Regions from separate parts of the Mus musculus genome. Here regions 1 and 3 are each linked to region 2. The links are chromatin loops, found by intact Hi-C in ENCODE. Cell type or tissue: heart. All regions are shown on one strand.

Region 1 (8,000 bases), 340 kb after region 2:
AAGAAACTCAAATGCATTGTGCTAAGTGAATAATCCAGATAACTGGTGTGTGTTTATATTCGCAAGACAAATGATGGGGGCGGGGGGAGGGCACATTGGGATTCCTAGAGATTTGAGGGATGGAACTGTATGCTGCAGTGGGGTTATCTGAATAGTCCTACTAAGTGCTGGGAAAAATTATCTGAATAGTCCTACTAAGTGCTGGGAAAAACCAACTATTTAGTTCTCAAAATAAGCCTACACCAGGAAATACTGTTATCCTGTTTGGCAGCTGAGGCAATCCAACGACTAGCAGGTGGCAGTGACAGAATTTAAACCTAGACAGCCTAGTCCTTTACTACAAAGCTAAGCCACTGTACTGAAACATTTTAAAAGTCCTGTGCATGCGTGTGAACAGGTGTACACGTGCGTGTATGTTTGTGTTGTACATGTATCAAAGGAGAACCTCCAATACTATCCCTCAGACACCATCTGTCTGTTTTTTGAAGACTGGGTCTTCATTTTTCTGGAACTCAAAGAAAAGATCTGCTTCCCCAGCTCAGGGACCCCCAGCCTTTGCCACCATTTACGTCTTCCACAAGGGTTCTACGGATCAAACTGGGGATTGCATGTACATCCAGCAAGCTCTTTTCTGACTGAGCCATCCCCACAGCCTTGGACACGCCTTTCTTTAAATAATGTATTCATCTTCTTGGAGAGGCCATGGTGACTGCTACATAAGCCATGAAATCTCACTTAGCCTTCCTTCAGAGGATAGACTGAAACCCTTCTAACAGTGACAAGCCAGCTTCCCTACCATGACCTGGTGACATCCTGGAGAAGTCTACACTAGGTACCCTCCAAGAAGACTGTCTGCCTGCCAGGCACAGCTCCTAACCAGACTACTCTCTCTACTCCAGACAGGCTGGCTGGGAACTAAAGAGTTGTCTAAATGCCTTCCAGCATCTGACAGTTTAAGATGTGAACTTCCATTAGTTAGATACCAGATTCTCCTCCAGTTAACGCTGGTGTTTTCCTGGTGTTTTCTACCTCTGGTAGTGGAAGCATGGCCTGAAGCAAACCAGTTCCTATTCTGGAAATGGCCGGCTCTCTCCTAAAGTAAGACAAACTAATTCATAGCTATAACCCAGAGGGAATACTTAGTAAAAGGGGAGCGAGACCATGCTGTGCTGTGTGGGCTGAAGGAAACACACAACAAAAACAGCAAGCCTACCAGACAGAGGTTTTTAAAAAAGTGTTGGGCCCTGCAGAGTTCTAATGCAGTAGACAGCAAGTACCTAGAGGGAAAGGGCTCTCAGTGCCTCGTGTAGTCTGCTTATCTCAAGTCTAAACCAATCATCTTGATGGTTGGTTATGGCCAGGATAGGGTTTAGTGGCCTTTCTGAGAAGAGCAGGAAGGCCTAGCCCAGCTCATTCTAGACTGGATTCCTCTCCCTACAAGGACCCCGCCTTTCTCTGCAGTAAGGGTTTCTACTGAGTAAGCAAGAGAGAATTCATAGTTTTATTGATTTCTCTCACTCTGACTGGAAAGGGCTACAAGCCGCAGGGAGGTGTCGCCTCTGCTGCTTATTGCTATATCTGACCGGGAAACTCAGTTTTGGAATAGAAACTTAATAGAAAAGAAGAAAAAGGAAAAAAAAAAATCAGAGGGTTAATTGCCTGCCTGGTGGGAAAGATGGCAGGTCTGGCTGAGTCGAGGTCCTTTGTGGTCACCAAACCCTTATGACTGACAGTTATCACAGTCACCTCCTACTGCAAAGCAACTTTTACAGCTTTTATATCTCCAAATGAAACCAAAGATCTGATCTGCCTACCAGAGTCAAGGACACAAATCTCTCAAACTCTCCTGGGGGCAAGAGGGGAATGGAGCCTGGAGCTGGGAGGAGAGACTAGGCAAACTTGCCTTTCTCCACCCACTCACTCTCATCCCTAAAGTAGAATAAAATAAGCTGGGAGGCCGGGTAAGGCCTGTTAACCCAGAAGCCTGCCTCCAATTAATGTGATATTGCTCCTTTAAAACCCTGTACGAGAACGGCCCGGCTGCTGCTGATCCCAAGGCTGCGGCACGGTAATTGTCACTTAGCCACTTAACTCCCCGCAGCCCGGCTCACACGCTCCTTGAGGTTTATCTCTCAGCCAATTACTGCTGTCATTTGCGTTTCAATGTGTGGAATCAGAGGCCAGGCCCAGGAATACAGCACAAGAGAAACCCCCTTGGGGGACAGGAGCCTACTAAGACCTAGTGGCTGATGGGGTGAGACACAAACAACCCACCAGGGTGGGAGTGGCCGAGGGGCTTCCTCGAAGGGGAGGCCCACTCCGGCTGGGCTGTGGTCCTTTTCGGGCCTCTTCACTGGGGCAACCGAGAAGACGAAACATCTCGCTTAAAACATCGCGTCGGTTCCAAATAATGATGGCGATAATTAAAAAGCAACAGAAATTTAGCTGTGGAGCGATTGTGGACAGGAGGCAAGGTAATGTACAGAAGCCGGTCACAATGAACGATTACTAAGTCAGGACAAGCAAGAGAGACAGAAGCCAAAGCAGAGAACCCTCATTTTAGGCCACACTGCTCTTTCAAGCAACGAGGGGGGGGGGGTGGAGTCAGGTAGTGGCGGGATGGGGGTTGGGGGAGGGGCACTTAACCCTTTGCTAGTTCCGCCCTAAAATCCCTGGGAACTTGGGAGCCTCCTCAGCTAGCCCTGAGTGGGCACACCAGAGCTTGCTTTTGTGGTCTCTTGGATTTTAGGTCGGTAGCAAGTCTCTGCCTTTTAAAAGAAGACATGTAGGCTTGGCACAGTGCCACCTCGATCCCCTCACTAGGCTGACTGAGGCTGGAGGATCCTGAGTTACAGGCCAGTCTGGGATACATAAGAAGGAGGTCTCAAAGCGTGCCCTGTCCTCCCCCCAAAACATTCCTTAAAGGCACAGCCAGGTATGAGATGAACCAGAAAAGAAAACAACAACAACAACCACCATTTATGAATCCTCCTGTGGAGAGTCAGGTTTGGCAAAGATGCCCTCCCTTGAAGGGTGAATGGAAGTGGATCTCAGCCTCTTAGGGTTTGGTTTTCTCTGCCTCCCACACAAAGGCAACATTTCCTGCACTGTATTATAGTTTTTATTCCTAAAGTTTTAAGCCATTCCTGTCTACCCAGGCAACTTTATAGCTGAAGTGAATTAACTTAGCTGGGGGTGGGGGGGGGGTCTTCATTTGGAAGTGGATCTACCTGAGGAATACACACATACACACACACACACACACACACACACACCCTGACCACACAAGGTAGAGAAAGAAAAGAAGCAGAGAAGAAAGCTGTGGGAAGGCAGCTCCCGCAGGACACCGTAGGACTACTGTGACGACGGACCAGCCGGAGGGGTAGGGAGCCAACTTCAGTCTGTGAGCCAGGAGGCTATAAGAAGCACGCTCCCTCTGACATTCCATCCTCCACAACTCCAGCAACCACAGGAGGAGGGCCTAAGCCGGAAGAGACCTGTTCTAGCTGGATCTATCTCCGCCTGTCTCTAGGTTGAAAATAAAACTCTGAACTTCTCTGCCAATGAGCTCTGCCAGGCCCGATGACGTCCCGGCACGTCAGTTCTATTTGCAGGCAAGGTCCCTGTGCACCAGGTGAGGAGGAGTCTGGGCAGAGGACTCTGGGATGGTGGGCCTGACTTCCCACTGTGCACAGCCGAGATCTGAAAAGAGCTGCCGGGGTGCTAGTAATTGCACACGTCAGCGAGAGCTGTGCAAAGGAGAGTGGGCTCAGAGAGAGCTAATTGCTATCCTCGGGCTATGTGCTCCTTGTTGAATACCAGAGCGGGAAATCTGATCTGTGCAAAGCAAAGGAAAATCACCAGTAAAATAAAACAAGGAGGCAGCCTGCCCACGCTGGCCACAGACTCCCATTTGTCCTTCCCTCATCTACCGTCATCCTTATTATTAAGAAAATCTATAAATCTGGAACTCTTAGATTTCTTTCTCTTTTCTGTCACTGGGGACAACTGAGCACAGAGACTGGCTCCTCAGATAATGGTGGCCCCAAATGAAGCTCCTAAGGATCCCGAGAGTCTAACTTTCTCCTCCTTTTCATGTCTGTTTGCAAGGATTTATAATCATCGTCATCACCATCATTATCGTCTAAGCAGAACCACCATTTGAACCTCTCCTTCCTTGCTTTCTCCCACTTCCTCGGTCAGTGTCTTAGCTCATTAATTCCTGGCTCTCTGGATCCTGAAGTGTGCGATAAGCTGCTCTTTTTCTTTTGTCTCAAGGCCAAAAAGACTTTCTGGAGAGGCAAGCTCCACAAGTCCGGCCCTCCCGGCCGTGAGTGACAGCTTAGAGGAGCTTTGGCAGCCTGCCACCGATAGCCAAGAACACAGAGCCGTCCAATCAGCAGCATGAATCCCTTCCTACTGCGACACGGGGGCAGCCTTTCTTCAGCTTGGCTGCTGACACCCAAGGATCTCAGAGTTGCCTCCGCCTGTGATCCTGCCTCTTCCTCAAAGGACCTCACAGTGTACGGACCTTGGGTTCATCCTTCTGCGGTGGTTCCGTCAGATTCAGTTTAATCATGGGAAGAGCTTTAGCTCCTCCCACTTCACACTCCACGCATTTCCTGCTCCCCCTGTCTTGACAGAGCAAAAATCAATGACTCTGCCACTGTGGGTTATCCAGGGTGATAGCAAGAGCCTGTCTTGGATCTCAGTGCCTCCCCACAGACCTGCACACCCCAAACTGGAAACCATGAGTTCTTTCTAAAGAGACCTTTCTAAAGAGACTGATGGTCCACCAATCCTTCAGGCTGGGCTCCTATTCCCTCCTCATCTCCCATCTCTAAAAGCAAAAGCTTTTTGCATTTTATTTCACTCACATTTCTCAAATCCAGCTCCCAGCACCCTGAGATGAGGGCACAGCCCCTTAGCTCAGCCCCGAGCCCTCCTCTGTGTCTCTTGCCCAACACCAGGAGAGAGCTAACACTAATGCCCCACTTGTTCCAAGGCCTTCCGCGTGGCATCTGAAAGCTGTTCCCTTCCAGTATCGCCAAGCTTAGTCCTGCCTGCATCAATCTCCTGCTGCACTAGGGATCTCCCATGCCCTGCTCAGTCTCCGTTATTCCTCGTACCACTTCACCCAGCTAAACCCACGGCTTTGCTCAAGAGCTCCCCAACTGCATGCTGGGCTCGGTGATGCTCTTCCTGGCTCCTGGAACTCTAAGACACATCTCTGTCATTGCACGGAGCTCCTCCGGATTGTGTCCACTCTCACAGTCTAGCCTCAGAACCTAGTGACACACCGTGGACACCTGTTACACACAGGAGACTCTCAGCATTTGGGATATTGGATTTGGACTTTCAGATTACTGGGTAATGCCATCTGTTTCTTACCACGGGGCAATCAGTCAATATCTGAGTCTCAATTAGACCCATTTGGGAGTTATCTATTTAAAGAGAGCAGACGTCCAGACACCAAAGACGATACCTATGTAACATATTTTGTCTGGCAACTTCTGTGCTTTGGGGTACTTAACATGATGAAGACAATGACGGTGACAATGACGTCAACCATGACAGGAAGCAGGAGATGATTAGGCATCCGTTTATTCTCTGAGGCTGTGGAACTGCTTAAAACAGCACCGAATGAGTCACACAGCAAGACAGCTCACTTATCTTAAAATCTGAACTAACCAGAATCCAGCTTGGATCCTCCTCAATCAGCCATGCTTCTGAGAAGACAATGTACGTTCCAGAAAGTGTGTATGCGTGCACGCGCGCGCATGCGCACGCCACACAGGAGCTTCTTCAATTGAGACTTCGTGGAGTTGTATAGTCAGTCTGCCTTCAGAATACTTTTTCTTGTTTTACGTTTTGAAGGAGAGAGGAATTGGTTCAGTGGATAAAGAACTTGTGGGGCAAGCTTGAGAACTAAAGATTAGATCCCCAGCACCTGGGTAAATGTTGGGGGTGGGGGAGGCATGGTGGCCCACCTATAATCCCAGCATGCAGGATTACCTGGAACAAGATGACTAGCTAGACTGGTCAAATCGATGAGCTCTAGGTTCAACTGAGAGACCCTGCCACAGTATATAAAGTAGTCAATGTCAAACCTGTGTTCTCATTCCCCAAGAACAAAAATAGCAGAAGGGCAGAGTAGAAATGTGCTCCAAGGGACCAGCATGAACTTGGGAGAAGTATTAATCATGGGTAAAAAGAGGACAGAGGCAAACGTTAAAGGAATACAGAGGCAGCACACAGAGAGGCATTTCACATTTAGAACAACAGAGCTCTCGAATCTCACACCCGAGTGACGACGGCAGCACATGCCATGACAGGTAGACTTTCCCCACAGTGATGGCTGAGATAACAGGAGAGAGGCAGAGCATCCCCACTACTGTCTGCTTGAAAGGGATGTCTTGAGTAGCTTGAGAACCATTCATATCAAGGAAGCTTTATGAGAAAGTCACCAAAGCATCCCGTGTCTATCGAGTTGGTAGAAACCAGAGACACCTGAGAAATGAACCACCACTTAGCTTGATCCAAGGTAGAAATGGCGCATCTGCAAGCTACAGGCCTTGCCCACCAGGAGTGTGCAGCCTAAAGCCACTCGATGCTCATGGGAATACATCTGGGTATGCATTTTATTTTACTGCATGGAGAAAGAAGAAGCTACCAAAGGGAACATGGTCTCCTCTTCATCCAGGAAAGCCACAAGTGGCCTAAGATGATGGTTAAGCTGCTGAGAGAGCAGGAGATGAAAGCATTTCCAGGCAGCTCCAGGTGGAAATAATTTCCTGTTGGTAAACAGAGTCTCATGTAGCCCAGGCTAACCTGAAACTTGCTTTATAGCCAAAGATAACCTTAAACTTCTGCCTGTACCTCACAAGCCCTGGAAACTGCAGGCAAGCCTGTTTTTATGAAGTGCTGAGGACTGGTCCTTGCAAATGCTTGGTCTGCACTTTATCAACTGTGCTACACCCCAGCCCTTCTTTGTTCTGGACAGCCCAGTCCCTGTCACTCTCCATCTCTCTCTCCCTGAACCTTCCATCCCTTTATCTCAGGTCTCTCAGTTGTACAGAAGCAGCTTCAATGAGGGTGAGGGTGAAAGCCAGCTTTCTTCACTCCATGACAGTCACATAGCTGTCATTTCCCCTGGGCAACCAAGAAAAACACAAGGAAGGGGACCGCAGGGGACATCACTTAATTGTTCAGCGAAGATGGGGGGACTGGAATGAAAGGAAGGAGAAGGGTGTTGAGTACATGAAGGGGAAAACTCCCAAGAATGATATTTCAAGAAAGAATACAATACAGGAAAAGAGTGAAGGGCTAGCAGAAGAGAGAAAGAAAAAGGTTAATCCTTTAACTGATATGGAAGGTGAAGATAGGAAAGTGATGGGACAAAACCAGACATTCCATGGCTGCGTACTGGCATTCACTGTTCCTCCTGCAGACAAGATGGAAGTAAACACATCTCACAAGATGGGGAATGCACAAGACTACAATCTTTTCAATGTTGTATCTCCAACTGGCTGCTGCTGACTGCTATGGCTTTTTGTCACCAGGTCTGTGTTAAGAGATTGATCTGGTAAATAACTTATTTAAAGTAACAAAATTCCAAATCTTCCACACTCCCCCCGCCCCAACAACAAAGTAAAAATAAATATAAGTAAATTCTATATGTACTAACTTTGTGGTAGTTTGAATGGAAATGGCCTTCATGAAGTCAGAGGGAACTGCACTGTTTGAAAGGATTGGGAGGTGTGGCCTTAAGGTGGGTGTGGTCTTGTTGGAGGAAGTGTGTCACTGGGGATTGGGCTTTGGGGTTTCAGAGGCTCAAGCCATGCCTAGTGGCACTCTCTCTTCCCTGATGCTCATCCCCATATAGAACTCTTAGCTACCTCTCTAGCCCATGCCTGCATGTTGCCATGCTTCCTACCATGGTGATAAATGGACTAAACCTCTGAACTGTAAGTCAGGCCCAATTAAATGTTTTTTTGTAA
Region 2 (8,000 bases):
GGTGCGGGCAGCTGTTTATGTCGCAGGGCTCTTTTAACCTCGAATCTAAGAGGGCTTAATGAGAAATAGTCTGTCAAACTCTAGGATTCCAAGTCCCTGCTCGTGTTTCTGTGGAGGACACACACTGGGTTGTGCAATTAGAGAAAGCCAGAGTGAGCTTTCGTCATGCGACATGTAATGCCTTGGAGCCAAATGATGCAGTATTTTTAGTTTTAATTACTGGTTTGTTCTCCACTCCCAGCCCAGCGACCTCCCCTTGCTTTCCACCCAGAATCTTAATACATTCTCCTCTCCTTGAATCCAATTTGCCACGCAGATCTTCCAGGCTCTCCAAACACTCTCACTTTTCAGTAAAATAAGGGAAGGGAGCGAGCGAGCGAGAGAGAGAGAGAGAGAGAGAGAGAGAGATCAAAACCAAAGAACCTGTCTTGCACATTCACCTTCCGCTCCAGGGACGAGAGCTTAACAATTTTCCAACGGCTAGAGCAAGGTAGGCGGGTGTAAACAACACTCTAGCCTCCCCCAAAGAGGCAGTTTCCGACTTCAAAAATCAGAGGCGATAAAAATATCTTCCGAGAACAGCCAGCTGTTTATTTATAAACCCACTTGTGGGGAAACTGGCTTTCTCTGAAGGGATTTTTTTTTTTACCCCCAGGAACATGCAGCATGTGGGTGATAGGGGCCAGAGATGCGGCGGGTATGAAAGATCATTGGTTCCTGGGAGGGACAGGATACGACATCCTATGTACTTGGATCCAGCAGACCCTGAGCTTCATCCTTTTCTAGGTGGCCCCGAAGGGACCCTCTTGAGCAGCTGTCGTTCTGCCGGTAGCCCAGCAGAGGGTGGTGTGAGCCCGGGACCGCACTCCAGGCCTCGCGCTGAGTTCCCCCCACCCTCCGTCCCCCCACCAACGCAGATGGCTTAATCAGGGCTGGGTCCCCCGCCCCGCCCGGGCCGCCGCTGCGGACGTGGAGCCAGGCAGTCAAGTGTTCCTGCGTACAGCAGGTAGCCTGGCAACTGCGAGCATAATACGGAGCAGATGGTGTTCGCACGGCGTGATGGACATCACACACGACAGCCTGAGACAATCCAGGAATTCCCTGGTGGCTCGAGGCCCTCTTTGCACAAAATGAGTTCTCTCACCATGGCGGTGCATCTTAAGGGGTGGAGGTCTCTCCCTTCCCCACTCTCTGACACCAAACTGGTTTCTTATTACCGACTTTTCTCCAGCCAGAGGGAAGAGGGACTTGGCAGGGTGGGGTGAGGGGTGCGGGTGGGGGGGGCAGGAAGAGGATATGGAAGAAAACCGAAGGATGGGGAGCAGGAGGAGATGAAGGGGGGCAGTGGCAGCCAGATCCAGGGGGGCACCTCGCTGTTGGAGGGAGCCAGAGAGGCACAAAGCCTGTGCAGGGAGAAGGGACCTCCGCTCACTCTACAACCGCGTGGCCTACCAGTCGCCCAAATGAAATTTAGGGTTTTCGTTAAAAAGTCCCCTGAGGCGTAATTTAGCCTCTTCAACTCCAGCCTATCTGCTTACAAGTCCTCAGGGGGCTCGGGCAAAGCGCGCAGGAGTGGGGCCGGGAGCTCCAGGCTAACCAGAGAGCGCCTCACTGCTTGGAGATCCTAACAAAGACCAGGAGCTCAGGAGCAGGGTGGGTGCCCTGGGGCCCCTGAGAAACTCAGTCTGACGCTCTGGGGGTGGGCATATTGCCCAGTGCCACTACTGCGCGTGTTCCTGAAGCCTGGAGACCACAGAGGAAAGGGCATGTATATAGATAGGGCTGTTGTGGGTAAGAAAGAGTTGGAGTAAATCAATAAGCAAACAGAAAGGCTACCTAGAAAACAAATCTCTCTCTCTCTCTCTCTCTCTCTCTCTCTCTCTCTCTCTCTCACACACACACACACACACACACACACACACACAAAACTGGGTCAAGTAATAGGGAAAAAAAATCCAAGCAGTCTCAGGCCAAATGAATTTTTGACTAAATTGTAAGTATCAAAAGACTTCATATACAGTAGAAGGCTAGAGGCTGTCTACAAAGGCAAGTTTTACATTTGAGCAGCAGGCAGGGTGAATCCATCACCAAAGGACCCCTGCTGTGACTCCCAGAGGCACGGGGCAGGCCATCTTGTCTCCATCCAGAGTCCCTTGAAAATCCTGTTTAAAAAGTGGTCAGTGACAATGGACACTTTGGAAGATGAAAAAGGCTAAGAAGATGTGAAAACTGCCTCCTCATTCCATAAGAGCAATCTGTGTACAGCCATGGCCATGAGTCCATCCAGCGGCTTCGAGCCTGGTCCAGGCTCACCTTACATTAGCATTCTCTGGGAGCATGGCAGAAATTCAGATTCCCCAACTCCACCAGGCCTACGGAATCAGACCAAGTTCTCCAGGTGATGGGAGATCCTGTAGGAGTTTGAGAATTACTGGAGCGAGTAATCCTGGCTGATTGCAGCCTGGCCCTGATTTGATTGCAAACTTGCATTTTCAAAATCAAGCCTGGTGCAGGCTTGCTCTGGCTCGAGTGTGAAATCTGCGGCATTGAGAATCAAACTCCCCCCTCCCTGCTCAGGGCTGTTAGGCTGGCTCAGTGATATTTGTCACGAAGACTAAGAATTCTCAAGAGAACTTGGGGCTATAACTCTTTCTAGAAGGATGGTATTCCACTTGCAACTGATCTCTAGAAGCTGAAAGGTAGCCAAGACCAAGGGATGAGGCTTGGGGGAGGGGAGTGGGAGTTGGGGGTTCCTTGCTAAGGGAGAGCATCAAGTATGCCCCGAATTTCCCTAGGGTAGCATGATAGAACGCTATGGATTGACAAATATCCCCTCTGGCTGGAAAGGGTTCTTTAAATAAAGAGGAGACCACAGGGCCACACTAGAAGATAACAGACTCATATGAGGAACTAGGCATAGGCAAAAACTCTGCTAGGTGCCTTTACCTATGTAATCAAACTCATTTCGTTGATTAGAAAGCGCAAGTCTCTGAGAGGCTAGGGAACTTGTCTGATTGTCCCACAGCTGGCGCAGCATCTTTGGGATTTGAACTTTTTCTATCAAAACAGACATCTGGTCTCAATTGAGCAGACCGCCCAGGAACACGCCGGAATAAAGAGCAAGTGATAGGAAGCGGGGAAAGAAGGAACACAGAATAAAAGGGTAGAAACTGTTAGAATCGAAAAGAAATCAAAGAATGAAACTAAATGTGAACAACAACAAAAACCAACTTTTTCTGAGACTCGAAATCAAGGTGTCTCTGTGCTATCAACTTTGACTTTTTTTTTTTTAAAGGGCAGGAGACTAGGCCATCCAACTGTAAGAGGAAGATGAAAGAAAGTAAATTAAAATCTGAGTTCCCTCTGAAGTCTGCCAAGTGTCAGGGCAGAAGCATGGCCTGTGGATGGTGGCAATCCTGTACAAACGTCCTTTTTCAACACATTTTGTTGTTGTTCACTGTGCGGTTGGGAAGCAGCTTACAACAAACTCCCACCAGAGCCCCAACAGTCTCCCAAACCCATCCACTTTGTAGATGATTTGAGAAGGCTGCACTGAAAAGCTTGTTTTCAGTGGGGTACATTGGCACAGCCTTAGGAGGCAGAGAGAGTTTTGGGCTAGCCTGGACTACAAAGCGAGACCCTCCTATTGTTTGTGTGATTATATCCCCCAAACAGTTGGGTTTTAAGGCTGTCACTAACAATTTAGGAAGTGTTTCACTCAAACAGTAGTAACTAAAGGCCAGTTCTATTACCAAGACAGGCTCTTCTCCTTATGGGACTCAGGATCCCGACTAGGAACTCAGCGACTCTATGGGACCATGATTGACACCCTCTGATGGCATAAAAGCATCTTCAGGTTATTACTGTTATTGCTGGAGTGATCTCTCTCTCTCCCTCTCTCTCTCCCTCTCTCTCTCCCTCTCTCTCTCTCTCAGAGAGACAGACACACACTCAGAGAGACACACATATACAGAGAAACAGACAGAAGACAGAAAGAGAGGGAGACAAAGGTTGATGTGGCCTGTCTCACTCTTTTGTTCTCTACATTATTCTTTGAGCTAGGTTTCTCACTGAGCCTGGAACTCATGGGTTTGGTAGACAGACTGAGCAGCAAGGGCCTCCTGTCTCTGCCCTGAGGATGGAACTTGGGTTCTCAGGCTTGCTTTGCAAGCATTTTATCCATTGAGCCATCTCCCCAGATCCTGATTGTGTAGTACATCTCCAGGGTAGAACAAGTGTTGTCCTTCTAGCTTGGCTCTATGGAAAAGAGACCAGGACTTTAAACTTGTTTTTGGGTCCCCTTAGATTTTCGATGAGCAGATAGATGATGTCTACTTAGACACCGAAGATAGCAAAAAGTTGCAGCCACAAGTTTTTCATCCACATATTGAAAATGTCTGAAACAAATTGCATCCAGACTTTTCTCTTGTCATTTTTCTCTAAACAATACAATACTAACGACTATTTAGATAGCATTTTTAAGGTATTACAAGTGGTTTAGAGATGATTCAAAGTAGATGGGAGGTTTGTGTAGGTCCTATGTATATCCCATGATAGCTCAGATAAAAGACATGAGCATCTTTGCTGTGTTGGGATGCTTGTTCTATACTCACGCCCCAGATTCTGAGGGATGGCTGTACTGAAAACATGCATGCTGGGCTAGAGAGTTAGCTTGTTCCTGACAGTGAGTACCACTTTTGCAGAGGATACACATTCAGTTCCTACACCCACACCAGGCTGCTTACAACCACTAGCAACTCCAGAGACATGATCTGGCGCCCTCTTCTGGTCACCACAGGCACCTGCACGCACATGACAGACTCGTGCATATATATGTGATTAAAAACAAAATCTTTAAAATAGGCACGCTGTTGGCTTTCTTGCTTTTAGCTACTCAATCACATAAGTTTTAAAAGCAACGTAGGAAAGTCGGAAAAAGAAAGAAGCAACACTTGTTTATAGCACTCCAAGATAACCATCATTCATTTTATAATTGCATTCACACACACCTCTCCTTTCCTTAGCACGCACAAACATATTTTCATGCTCTCGATCATGGTATATGTCTGACAGTACATCCTACCAAGTCTAACTCTGTAAGATGGGGACACGGAAAGTTCTACCTTTCCAAATGCTTAAATACAAGTTACAATTTACTGGCAGTTTTTTCTCTTAGTGGCTCATTCCTGGCAGCGTGCTTTGATCCTTGAGGACAGAGGTTTGTGTGCTTTACCCCTAGCATCCAGCATAGTTAGAAGCACAGTTGCAACAAGCTGCATGTTTGTGGAATTCAGCTGACTCCGCATGATGAATTCTAGCCTGAGTCAATCTGGAGTGTGGGGGAAGATGTCTGTACCAACAGACTGCTTCTCTGAGGGTCTGGTGGGGCCCCCTGTAATATTAAGGAAAGAGTTAAAGTAGGCGGGACTCTGTGAAGCTGTGAGAGAGCAACCAAGGGAAAGGTCAGGCTTCCAAGGACTTTCTTGGGCATAAAAATACAACAAAAAATACCAGTTTTTCTCATCGGTGCTTGGACCAAAGTCACAATCCCACCCTGCATTAGAAACACAACTTTGAGGGCTGTGCATTCCCTCTGCCTCTGATGTAAATTACAGACTTCCTCCCATCCTTTTGTTGCATTTAATTCCACCACCAAAGCAACGCTAAATTGGTTAAAAGTTCATTAGTGCGCAACAATAGTGGCTCGATTAAATAAATTATGGCACATCCATACCATGAATGTGAGGCAGTCAATGAAAATCATGCCTCCTTGGATGGGGTCTAATCACATGGAGGGAGCTCACTGTGTGCAGCTGACAGAGAAAAACCTAACATCTCTGCAACACGAGTCACAGGAAATATCATATAGCCATACACACACACACACACACACACACACACACCTATCTGACAGTATATAATATATAACATTAGAGACAGGGCTCACTGCGTAGGCCTGGCTGGCCTAGAACTCAATATGTAAACCAGCCTGGCTCTGAGCTGACAGAGATCTTCTTGCCTCTGCCTCCCGAGGGCAGGGATTAAAGATGAGCTTCACCATTCTCAGCTCCATCTTTTGTACTTTAATATTTTTATATTATAAATGCATGGCACTTTTAATTTTTAAGTTAAATTAATTAATTTGTTTACTGCCTGTATGTGTGTGGGGGTAGGGTGGGGAGGGGTATTTGTGAGGTAAAACATGCAAATGATGCCCAGAAAGTAATTTTCAGGAGTGAGTTCTCTCCTAGGACCACTCGGGTCCTGGGGACTAAATTCAAGTTGTTAGGGTTGGCAGCATTGTCTTACTGAGCACGAATGTTCTAGACTTTTACAGAGACGTTACTTTTTCATTGTTTGTGTTTTTGTTTTGGGACAAGATCCCATGTAGTCCAGGATGGCCTCAAACCTGCTGTGTAGCCTAGGCTGATCCTCCGGACTCCACCTCCCAAGTCCTGAGATCACAGACATGTGTCACCATGACCACTGAAGTCCTTTGAGTACTTTCACTGCCTCAGTGGAAACCCCTTGAGTACACACAGGAAAGGCTCCGAGTACAGCAAACACCTTCCCAATCCCATCTCGCCTTTGGTGGAACTGGGCTGCTCTCTGTGGCCTTTCTCTACCCTAGGCTGGAAACCACAGAGGTGGCTACGGCTGCATGGTGGTGCAGGCTTAGGATCCTAGAGCCCTCGGGGCTGAGGGTCTCTAAGAGCTCCAGATTGCATCAGTTTCCTATCCTGTTGCTACGACATAATAATACCTGACAGAATACCTTCTTAAGGAAGAAGGAAGGAAGGAAGGAAGGAAGGAAGGAAGGAAGGAAGAAGGAAGAAGGAAGGAAGGAAGAAGGAAGAAGGAAGGAAGGAAGGAAGGAAGAAGGAAGGAAGGAAGAAGGAAGAAGGAAGGAAGGAAGAAGGAAGAAGGAAGGAAGGAAGGAAGAAGGAAGGAAGGAAGGAAAGAAGGAAGGAAGGAAGAAGGAAGAAGGAAGAAGGAAGGAAGGAAGAAGGAAGAAGGAAGGAAGGAAGGAAGGAAGGAAGAAGGAAGGAAGGAAGAAGGAAGAAGGAAGGAAGGAAGAAGGAAGGAAGGAAGAAGGAAGAAGGAAGGAAGGAAGGAAGGAAGGAAGGAAGGAAGGAAGGAAGGAAGGAGTCCTAGTTACCCTTCTACTACCATCAGAAGACAATCTGATCAAGGCAACTTATAAGAGAAACATTCAACTGGGGCTTTGTACAGTTTAAGATGGCTACTCCATACTCGGCTTGGCAGGAAGAGACAGATGGAGCTGTCCACCCTGATCCACAGGCAGAAGGCAAAGCACGGGCACTTGGGGGAGGGCGAGGAGGAAGGAGGGATTGGACTTTTGAAACCTCAAGGCCCACTCCTAGTCACACACTCCTCCTATAAAGCCACACCCCCTAATTCTTCCCAAAGGGTTCCACTCTCTGATGACTATTCAAATATCTGAGCCCACAGGGGCCCATTTCATTCAAACCACCAGGGAAAGGTTTAGTCTGCTCGTAGTCTGAGGGGAGAGTCCTTCATCGTGGGGGACTCACTGCGGCTGGAGCGGGAGGCAGCTGGTCCCGCCACATCCCTAGTAGGCAGGCAGAGAGGGAAATGCTGAGGCTCACCTTGGCCCCCCCCCCCTTTTTCTTTGCAAAGGCAGGGATCCCAGTCCAAATTCAGGGTGGGTTTTCCCACCTCAACTAACCCAATCTAAAAACAAACAAACAAACAAACAAAACTGGCCTCAGCTTCTCAGATGTTCTTGGGAAGTTTGTCTCCTTAGTAATTCTAAAGTCTGTCAAATTGATAGCATTAGCTATCCCACAGGCCAGTTGCACACAGCTTTTCTGTGGGCTGTAAGACCTGCTGAGAACAATGTAGCAAAGGGGGGGGGGGGACAGCAAAGCTTTTGCCTTCATCCAGGAGGCTGCCCTCCGGCATCAGAATACACAGACTGGAAATGGCTTGTCAGCTACTGTTAATGTCTCCACCCA
Region 3 (8,000 bases), 46 kb after region 2:
AGCGTTTGGAAGCTGATTATGGGATGGATCCCTGGATATGGCAGTCTCTACATGGTCCATCCTTTCATCTCAGCTCCAAACTTTGTCTCTGTAACTCCTTCCAAGGGTGTTTTGTTCCCACTTCTAAGAAGGCTGCCTCATCTTCTAAAGGGATTAAAGATATGCACCTCCAATCTAGTTTTTAAATTCTTCATTTACTTAACGACCCTCAAGATGTTACACCTCAATAGTAAAAACAAATTATGAGGGGCAGTTGCCGAGGCAACCCCAGAAACATTCTGTGACGTGTAACAATGTAACCACCTTTTCCTATTTGGGCTGGGATCGCAGTTTCGAGAGGCACAGCCTGGTTGCTGATCTTTTAGCGGAAGCACATGAGCAGGAGAGTCTATCTGCTGACCAACAGACACAAAACAGGGGAGCCGTACATTTTGAAAGGCAGGGTCATACTGTTACATTTGGTAAACTTCATACAGTTTAATTTTGGCGAGCCTCAAAATCCCGGTGCTGTGGCTGGACTGGTTTTACGGCAGGCGCTTCCTTTCAATGGTCCCAGAGCGATTTTCTGCACATCATCTGCACTGCACACCCATCATGGCTCTTTTTCTCTCCACTGGCCCCATTTGTTCTCCTGCATTAGGCAGGATTAATTATTGCCCTAATTTCCTAGGTAGGCAAATGGGGGACGAAGCAGCGAGACTCCGGCTTCACACAGTGCATTGAAGTGTGGCTTTACTTTCAGGCCACTGACCACAAACTAAGCCTACTTCCCGGCTGGAACATGGGACACAGGGCACTTGTTTTGACACCAGCTATTCCATTCACGGTGACACTGCCTCTAGATGAAAACTGGGCAAAATCTCTTGACACCTTCAAGACAAGGTGACTGACCAGAATGAAGAGTATACTGTAGGACAGAAATCACTTGGTGACATTTTCTACTGTGTAGGAGGCTCCCTGTCTCTTTTAATGGGCTGAGAATATGATCGCCAGCTTGGTACATGTTATCTGTTGAATGTGGAATATACTCCACAGGCTCTTGCATTTGAGCCTTAGCCTCCGGTGATTGTCCTTGTTTCAGAGGGACATAGGCCTAGCTGACAATGGACATAGGCTACCAGGAAGCCATGGACTTAGGGATTACAGCTTGGCCCAGCTTCTTCTTCTCCTCTCTGATTCTTGATATTCCGAGATGTGAAACAAGTCATGCCACAAGTTCCCGCCACCACAGGCCACGCATTTCTAGCTGCTGTGTCTTCCCTACCCTGGGACTGCAATTCACAATGACCCTCTTCTCCTTTAGGCCGCTTCTGTTAGGTTATTTTGTCATATTGATGACAAAAGTAATCAATACAGTCAACAAAGCTGAAACAGGCTGGTGGATGAGAGGGAAGAGGCCACGGAGAACTTCCTCATAGAGCAAGAACACCGGGGAAATGCGTTGAGAAGTGGAAGGGAAACAGAAAATGGTGAATTAAGGTCAGATCACTGTTTTTAACCCTCAAACCTACAGGGCTGTCATTTGGATGAATGTCCTCTAATGGTCTGTGTGTTTTGGGGGATTGATCCACAAGGTGATGGAGACTTTAGTACTTGAGGGATACTGGGAGACCCTGAGGTTATTGGGGATTTGGGAACTTAACAGGCTCATTAAGTATGTAGTTGATTCTGCCTTGTGCACTCACTGTGGTGATATGCTGTCCTTCCTGGAGCCACCCACAGTGGGAATGCAAGGCTCAGGATATAGCCTAGTGGCAGACTGTTTGTCTCCCATGTGCAAGGCCCTGGGTTTGAGTCCAAAGACCGCATAGAATGAGGAAGGAAAAAAGGGGGGACAGAAATAATGAAGGAAGGGGAAGAAAGGAAAGCTAAACAGAAAGAAGGCCAGCTAGTCAGTTACCAGATCTTGGCTTAGACAGAAATCTCTAGAACTGTGAGGAAAAGCAAACCTTTTCTCTTTATAAGTTGAATGCATCAGGTATTTTGTCATAGTAATGCGAAGCTGACTAACACAATTAGTCAACTCAGTTTCAAAAGACATTTTCTGGAATAATCCCACGAATTTTTTTTTCTTTTTAACCAACTAGACATAATGACAACTTCAGTTCATGAGGACAAAGAAATAGATGCATTAGGTCTTAATTGTCTGTTGGATAGGCTTCTTTAGAGGGTTCTGCCAAATGAACAGGGCTCTTAGACCAACATACACCCACTAAACGTAGGTGGCCTTCCTGCTAGCTTGTTTGGCTGGCCTGTAATGAAAGGTCAAGCTGGCCAGGGAGCAGCTGTAGGGGGGCTGGCAAGAGTCAGTGTGCCTGGAACCCATGGAGAAACTGTATCCAGCTTCTCTGCAGGCAGATTGCTCTGCTGCAGAGCCTGTGGCTTTTGGCACCTGGGTTCCATTTGTCCCCCCCTCCTTCTTTCGGAAGAGGATTTGACGCCACCAAGGAAGGACCTTATAATGTTATTTACTGCTATTTCCTACGCCCCAAATTTGGCTTTAGGCTGCCTATTTTCAGTATTTGGGAACCTCAAGACGGGAGCAAGGCATGAAACCTGCAGCGAATATGAAGCCTTCCCCAGGGCTTGGCATTTAGCTGCAGCTCCAGCAGGCATTTAGAATTAAAAAAAAAAAAAAAAAAAAAAAAGGTTCATGCAGGCTTTCCAAGTACAGGGCCTTAAAGGCAACATGGCTCCGAAATCCCCTTTGTGCTGTGGAGCTGTGGGAAGGGACAATGAGTGACACGCTGCCCGGTGTCCCCATGTAAATGCTACCTCGAGGATACAGTTTTTACCAGGCAGATGGCTCATTTCTGGTCTGTAGCCTCATTTTTCCAGTGTTCCTCATGTACTTGTGAAGTTCTGCCCCTGGAGTCAGGTCCTAATTGGTGTCAAACGCTCAGAGACAAAAGTGAGGTTTGCGCATCATTCATGCGAAGGCTGTAACTGCAGTGACGGGCGGGCCCTGGCTCCAGCCACGCCTGTGGCCAGCAGGACCTGCTGTTGCAGACCTGCTCAAAACTACTGAATGCCAGGCTAAATACCTCTCTGTCATCACTGCCCATCTCCCGACTCTAGCATGTCTTTATGCTGGGGTCCTCTTTAGGTTATCTGTATGTTGACCTTAGTCTGGCTCTAGCAAATCTGGGTAGGGTTGAGGGGGACCCCCATTCATCTCACTACAGATTTGGGGGCCACCCAGCAGACAGGTAATCCTAATAGCCAGGACTCTGCAGTCAGCGAACGGCCGTCTGATTGGATGCACATTCATCTTCAAATTATGTTGTGTGACAGCCTGGGCTGCTGAACACCATTTTAACATGCAGATTGACTCCTCTGAGGCTGTTCATTATGCATTTAGCGGCCTGTTTTCAGACTAACCAGCATGTCAGAGAGGCCCTATCCTTTTTCCACCTGGGTGGAAGAAATCGCTTGCTGACTGTGGGGGAGCATGGATATTAAAATGCATGTTTATTTTTCCGAGTATCCACATATAACAACGTCCCCACCCCACCCCCGCCGCCGCCAGTGCAGGAGGAGAGAAGAAAAGGGGCAGACAGCTTTGACTCTGAAGCAAAGAAAATGGCTATGCCAAACAAGCCAGTCTCTGTGGAAGACAGGAGCTGACAAGGCCAGGCCAGCCTGATGCCTCCCGGCTGCCCTGGCTGCCCGCAAGCCAGCCTGGGTGCGTCCACACAAGCGCTCTTCTGAGACATGCACAGACCCTCTCTTCTCTTGTACACACAGCCCCAAGTATTTTAAGCAGCACACTTCCAATTTCCTGTTTCTAAAATTGTCTCGCATCTCCAATGGCATTCCATGCAATCCTGGCAAGTCACAGGCTCAGGGGCTGAGCCAATTCCACTCCAAGGACAGTGAGAGTCCTGTGTCTGCTGAGGAACAACCAAGTAGGGCCCTGGGTCACTCACCCCTCATCTCTTCCTGGTGTGACTTAACCTCAGTCTGCTGGGACTTTGTCTCCATGACCTCTCTGTGACCTCTAGCTGCTATTGGGCAAACACCCAATAACATCTCTCTCTCTCTCTTTCTCTCCCTCTCCCTCTGTTGTGCCTATGACCCCTAGCTGCTACTATGTGAGCACTGCCATTTCCTCTGTGTGTGTGAGGGTGGGATATGAATATGTGTGTCTGTGCATGTATGTGTGTCTGTGTGTCTATGTCCTTCAGCTGCTATTGGGTGAATACTGCCATTTCCTCTGTTTGTGTGTGTGTTTGGGGGGCGAGCTATGGGTATGTCTTGTACCTGGTGTGTGTGTGTGTGTGAGATCTCCAGTTGCTACTGGGTGAGCATGTCCATTTCCTGTGTGTGTGTTGGGGGAAGGGGTATATGTGTTGTGTATGTGTGTGTATATATGGTGAATGTGATATATACATGTATGTGTGATGTGTATGCGTTCGGTGTGGTGTGTGTATGTGTGTGTTGTATGCTTGCTGTGGTATGGTGAGGATGCTGTGTGTGTGATATGTGCATGTCCTTTCTTGATGCACTTGCAGTAGTTTTAAGATTTCATTCCTGTCCCACATAGTGCCTAACGGTGGCATTTTTTTCCCCCATGTGTTTGAAAGACTCCTTACTTTCTAGGCAAGAGCTTCACTATTGCTGGGCATAGTGGCGAACGCCTTTAGTCCCAGCACTTGGGAGGCAGAGGCAGGTGGATTTCTGAGTTCTAGGTCAGCCTGGTCTACAGAGTGAGTTCCAGGACAGCCAGGGCTATACAAAGAAATCCTGTCTCGAAAAACAACAACAACAACCACCCTCCACTATTGACCTATATCTGTGACCTGTGACCTATATCTGCGGCCCTCGCCTCCTGAGAGGACCCCAGTTCCTTCAGTCTCTGTGGTGGGCTACGCTTGCTGTGCACACAGCACTCCCCTCTGTCATCGGATGTGGGAGGCTCTCCACCGCCTTCCTCTGCTGCCTTGAAAGAATGGTTCTTCAGGGGCTGAGGAGCTTGGCTTGAGAACGCAAGCTCAGAGGCCAGGGCTGAGAGCAGCCACCCTGCCACATGTCCCCAGAGGGCAGGCATGTGTGCTTAAGAGCTTCTGGGTCTTTTGGGGTGGTGTTAAATGCTGCTCTCAAAGATGTGGCTGGGGCTTTGCTATTTACATGAAAATATTACATAGTATGTCCAGAGGGCTCCAGGCACAAAATAAAGCAGAAGGCAGAGCTGCGTTCTGGATTCTGCCGGCATGGCCGTCAGTGGGCATGAAAGGGCTCTGTTGCTTACTCAGGGACTGTGGTACTCCTGAGGAGAGAACCTGAGCGTGGAAACTGTGCCCTTTTGTTTTCACATGGAGTGTGGCGATCCCCACTGGCAGGAACAGGTTGCATGCGGTTGCGAGGCTGTAGCTGGCTGGAGTCACACTGCGGAGTATTATCTGAAAAGGTCTCAACCAGGGAGAACAATATGGCTACCCGGTGCCAGAGGCAACGCTTAGCGATCTGCCCCTTCATTCACACATCTCAACAGCCCTTTATTTGTTTATTTCTGTAACTAGAAACACGGGAGTTCTTAATTTTAAAGTGCTACTGAAGGATTTGTCCTCGAAATACTGTTTAAGGGAAAAATCCTTGAAGGGGCACAAAAGAGACTAATGGTATTAATCAGGTTACCTCTGAACAAGACTGTTGGGTGGTGATAAGCTGCCATCCTGATCCAGTATGGCTGGTGTTCATATCAGAAGAGGGGAATTTGGAAGTAGAAGGACAAGGGACACTATGCTAGGACACAAGGCAAAGGCAGTCATCTCTACACCCAAGGAGCCTCAGAAGAAATGGAGCCTGTCAACATAGCGATCTCAGGTTTGCCATCTCCCCAACTCTGAGGAAATGAAATCCCTGCCTGCTGTTTGAGCCACCTTTACTTTAGTACTTGGTTAACTGCGCAGAAGCAGGGAAACAGAAAGGGTGTGGATGAGGGAGGGAGTCTCAGCACTTCAGGGATTTCCTGCATCACTTTCTCTAGGACCTCTTCGAGAAGGTGGCGCAGAAACTGCAAGCCAGATGCTAATTTCCCAGGGATCAGGGGGGAAATTGGGTTGTTTTGTTTTGGAAAAAAATCTCCACAGAAGTGGATTTGCTCTTTAGCTTCCTGTGCGTAAGCGAGAGCTGACATTTTGAACTGAGAAAATGCCATGAAGGACCTATCTGGCCCTTCAAATAAATATCTAGATTTTTCTTTTTTTTTTTTTTTTAAAGATTTATTTATTTATTATATGTAAGTACACTGTAGTTGTCTTCAGATACACCAGAAGAGGGCATCAGATCTCATTACGGGTGGTTGTGAGCCACCATGTGGTTGCTGGGATTTGAACTTCGGACCTTCGGAAGAGCAGTCGGGTGCTCTTACCCACTGAGCCATCTCACCAGCCCCTAGATTTTTCTTTGAACCAATCAATCGGTTCTCTGAGGTGGCAGCCATAACAGGCATATCTGTCGATAGCACAGAGCGGTCAGGGCTGGCTATGCTTGCAGCAGGCAGTGTGGCCGAGTGGGTCCTCGGATGTACAGCATAATAGTATAAGATTGTGTGTTTCAGGGGTGAGGTGAGGGCCAGGTGATCTCCCAGTTTCCAGTAGAAGACAGAGTTATGTATTGTTAAGACCCCTGCTCACTTCAACCTGGGACGTCCATGATAAGGCAGGACACAAACCGTGTCTGAGTGTCCATCTCTAACACCTAGGATATACTGAACCACGAGAGTACAGTTGGAAGCAAAAATGCGTAGGCGTATCCACCCATCCCCTGGGGCGGAAGCAGAGGATTGCTGTGAGTTTAAAACTAATCTGGGCTACAGAGCAAACATCAACCCAGCCTGAACTACAGTGTAATAAATACCCTGTCTCAAAAAACCACCAAAGAAAAACCTCCAAAAGTCCCCCTGAGAACTAACAAAACCCCAAAAGAAACACATACCCTCGTCCTTGGGTCTGACCACCGAGCCTGTTGGTTATGGTCTCTGACCAGCAGGAAGCAGCCTTGGGCTACACCACCATCCAAAGCTTTGCAGGACCCAGCATCCCACAGAGAACACCTTTATCCATCACCTGATCACTCTAGCCTGAGAGGAGGCGAATGTTTATGCAATCCCGTGTCCCTAGCAGATACATATTCCTAGCCCAAGCAGGGACATCTCCAGCAGAGACATCCTGGGAAAGAGTCCATCTGGGTCTTACTGAAGCATTCAGTATGTGCCATCTTTTCCCACCGCAGGACAGTGGAACCAAGCAGGAAATAGCCTTCCAAATCTTGCTCCTGTCCTCTGGATGACACTTCCGTTTCCTTCCTCCAAGTCAGTAAACTTCTACAAGCCCCGAGCCTAACTTCTTTTCTAAATGATTTTCAAGTCCCTTTCCTGGGATTTAATATCTCTCTGGATAACCTAGACTGGACACAAAATAGCACTAATGTTTTATCCGTTACCTTAAGTTTTCGATATTAGTTTTTCTTTTAAGCCCCCGGTATCCTATTGGCTTTTTAAATTGCTGCTGCATATTAGACAGGTGTCCCCCAAGTTATCGACCACGACTCTTAACTTACTTTATTATGAGTTCAGTGCTGATCAGAGATTGAGAAGTTTACATGATTTCTCCCAAAGTGCACTGTTTTACGCTTAACCAAATTAGATTTCATCTGCCTTCCTGCTCCTCAATCCTCCTGGTTTGCTTAGCTTTGCCTTAAGTGTCTCATCGTAATCCTCAATTTTTTTATTAACTGTGCCTATTCCTGCTCAACTCTCCACTTGAGTGCTTTGGCCTGAAACTCTCCTCACCCCGTGGGACTTTGGACTTTCAGAGGGCTATAATGAAACCGGTGGAAACTGGTGATATGTAAAAGATCCCCCAAATTTGTGAGGAGACTCCCGAGGACAAGCCCTGGAGTCACGTTTGGAAGCTTTCTCCATGTTTTTGGATGTCATGAGGCAACCTTGGGGAGGAATCGAAGTTGGCTGCTGAGCCGCCCTGGCCTCTGGCTTC

Evidence for each region. Hi-C counts contacts between places; a loop is a spot of excess contacts. Peaks named below come from ENCODE experiments on the same cell type or tissue, not always from the same donor. Only the 100,000 strongest peaks of a DNase experiment are listed, where the experiment ranks them.
Region 1: it touches region 2 in a loop (2.6-fold over the local background); 2 of 42 quality-filtered maps call a loop at or near these places.
Region 3: it touches region 2 in a loop (2.3-fold over the local background); 5 of 42 quality-filtered maps call a loop at or near these places.

Annotation. Positions count from the first base shown.
Region 1 is chr3:52,042,695-52,050,694 of GRCm38, forward strand. The region is part of intron 1 of Maml3 (mastermind like transcriptional coactivator 3); the gene reads right to left. Among named protein-coding and RNA genes, the nearest start is that of Maml3, 58 kb to the right of the region's middle. In heart, no CTCF peak of the experiment used is centred here; DNase peaks (open chromatin) are centred at 3,567, 4,377, 5,077, 5,647 and 1 weaker place; H3K4me3 peaks cover 3,157 bases; H3K27ac peaks cover 4,321 bases.
Region 2 is chr3:51,700,640-51,708,639 of GRCm38, forward strand. All of the region lies in intron 2 of Maml3 (mastermind like transcriptional coactivator 3), which reads right to left. Gm46803 (a long non-coding RNA gene) reads left to right here and starts at 7,078. Exons shown (of 2, transcript XR_001783831.1): 1 at 7,078-8,000. In heart, a CTCF peak has its summit at 4,796 (motif pointing left); a DNase peak (open chromatin) is centred at 942; H3K4me3 peaks cover 1,971 bases; H3K27ac peaks cover 4,698 bases.
Region 3 is chr3:51,746,299-51,754,298 of GRCm38, forward strand. The region is part of intron 2 of Maml3 (mastermind like transcriptional coactivator 3); the gene reads right to left. Among named protein-coding and RNA genes, the nearest start is that of Gm46803, 43 kb to the left of the region's middle. In heart, no CTCF peak of the experiment used is centred here; a DNase peak (open chromatin) is centred at 3,833; H3K4me3 peaks cover 1,041 bases; H3K27ac peaks cover 5,122 bases.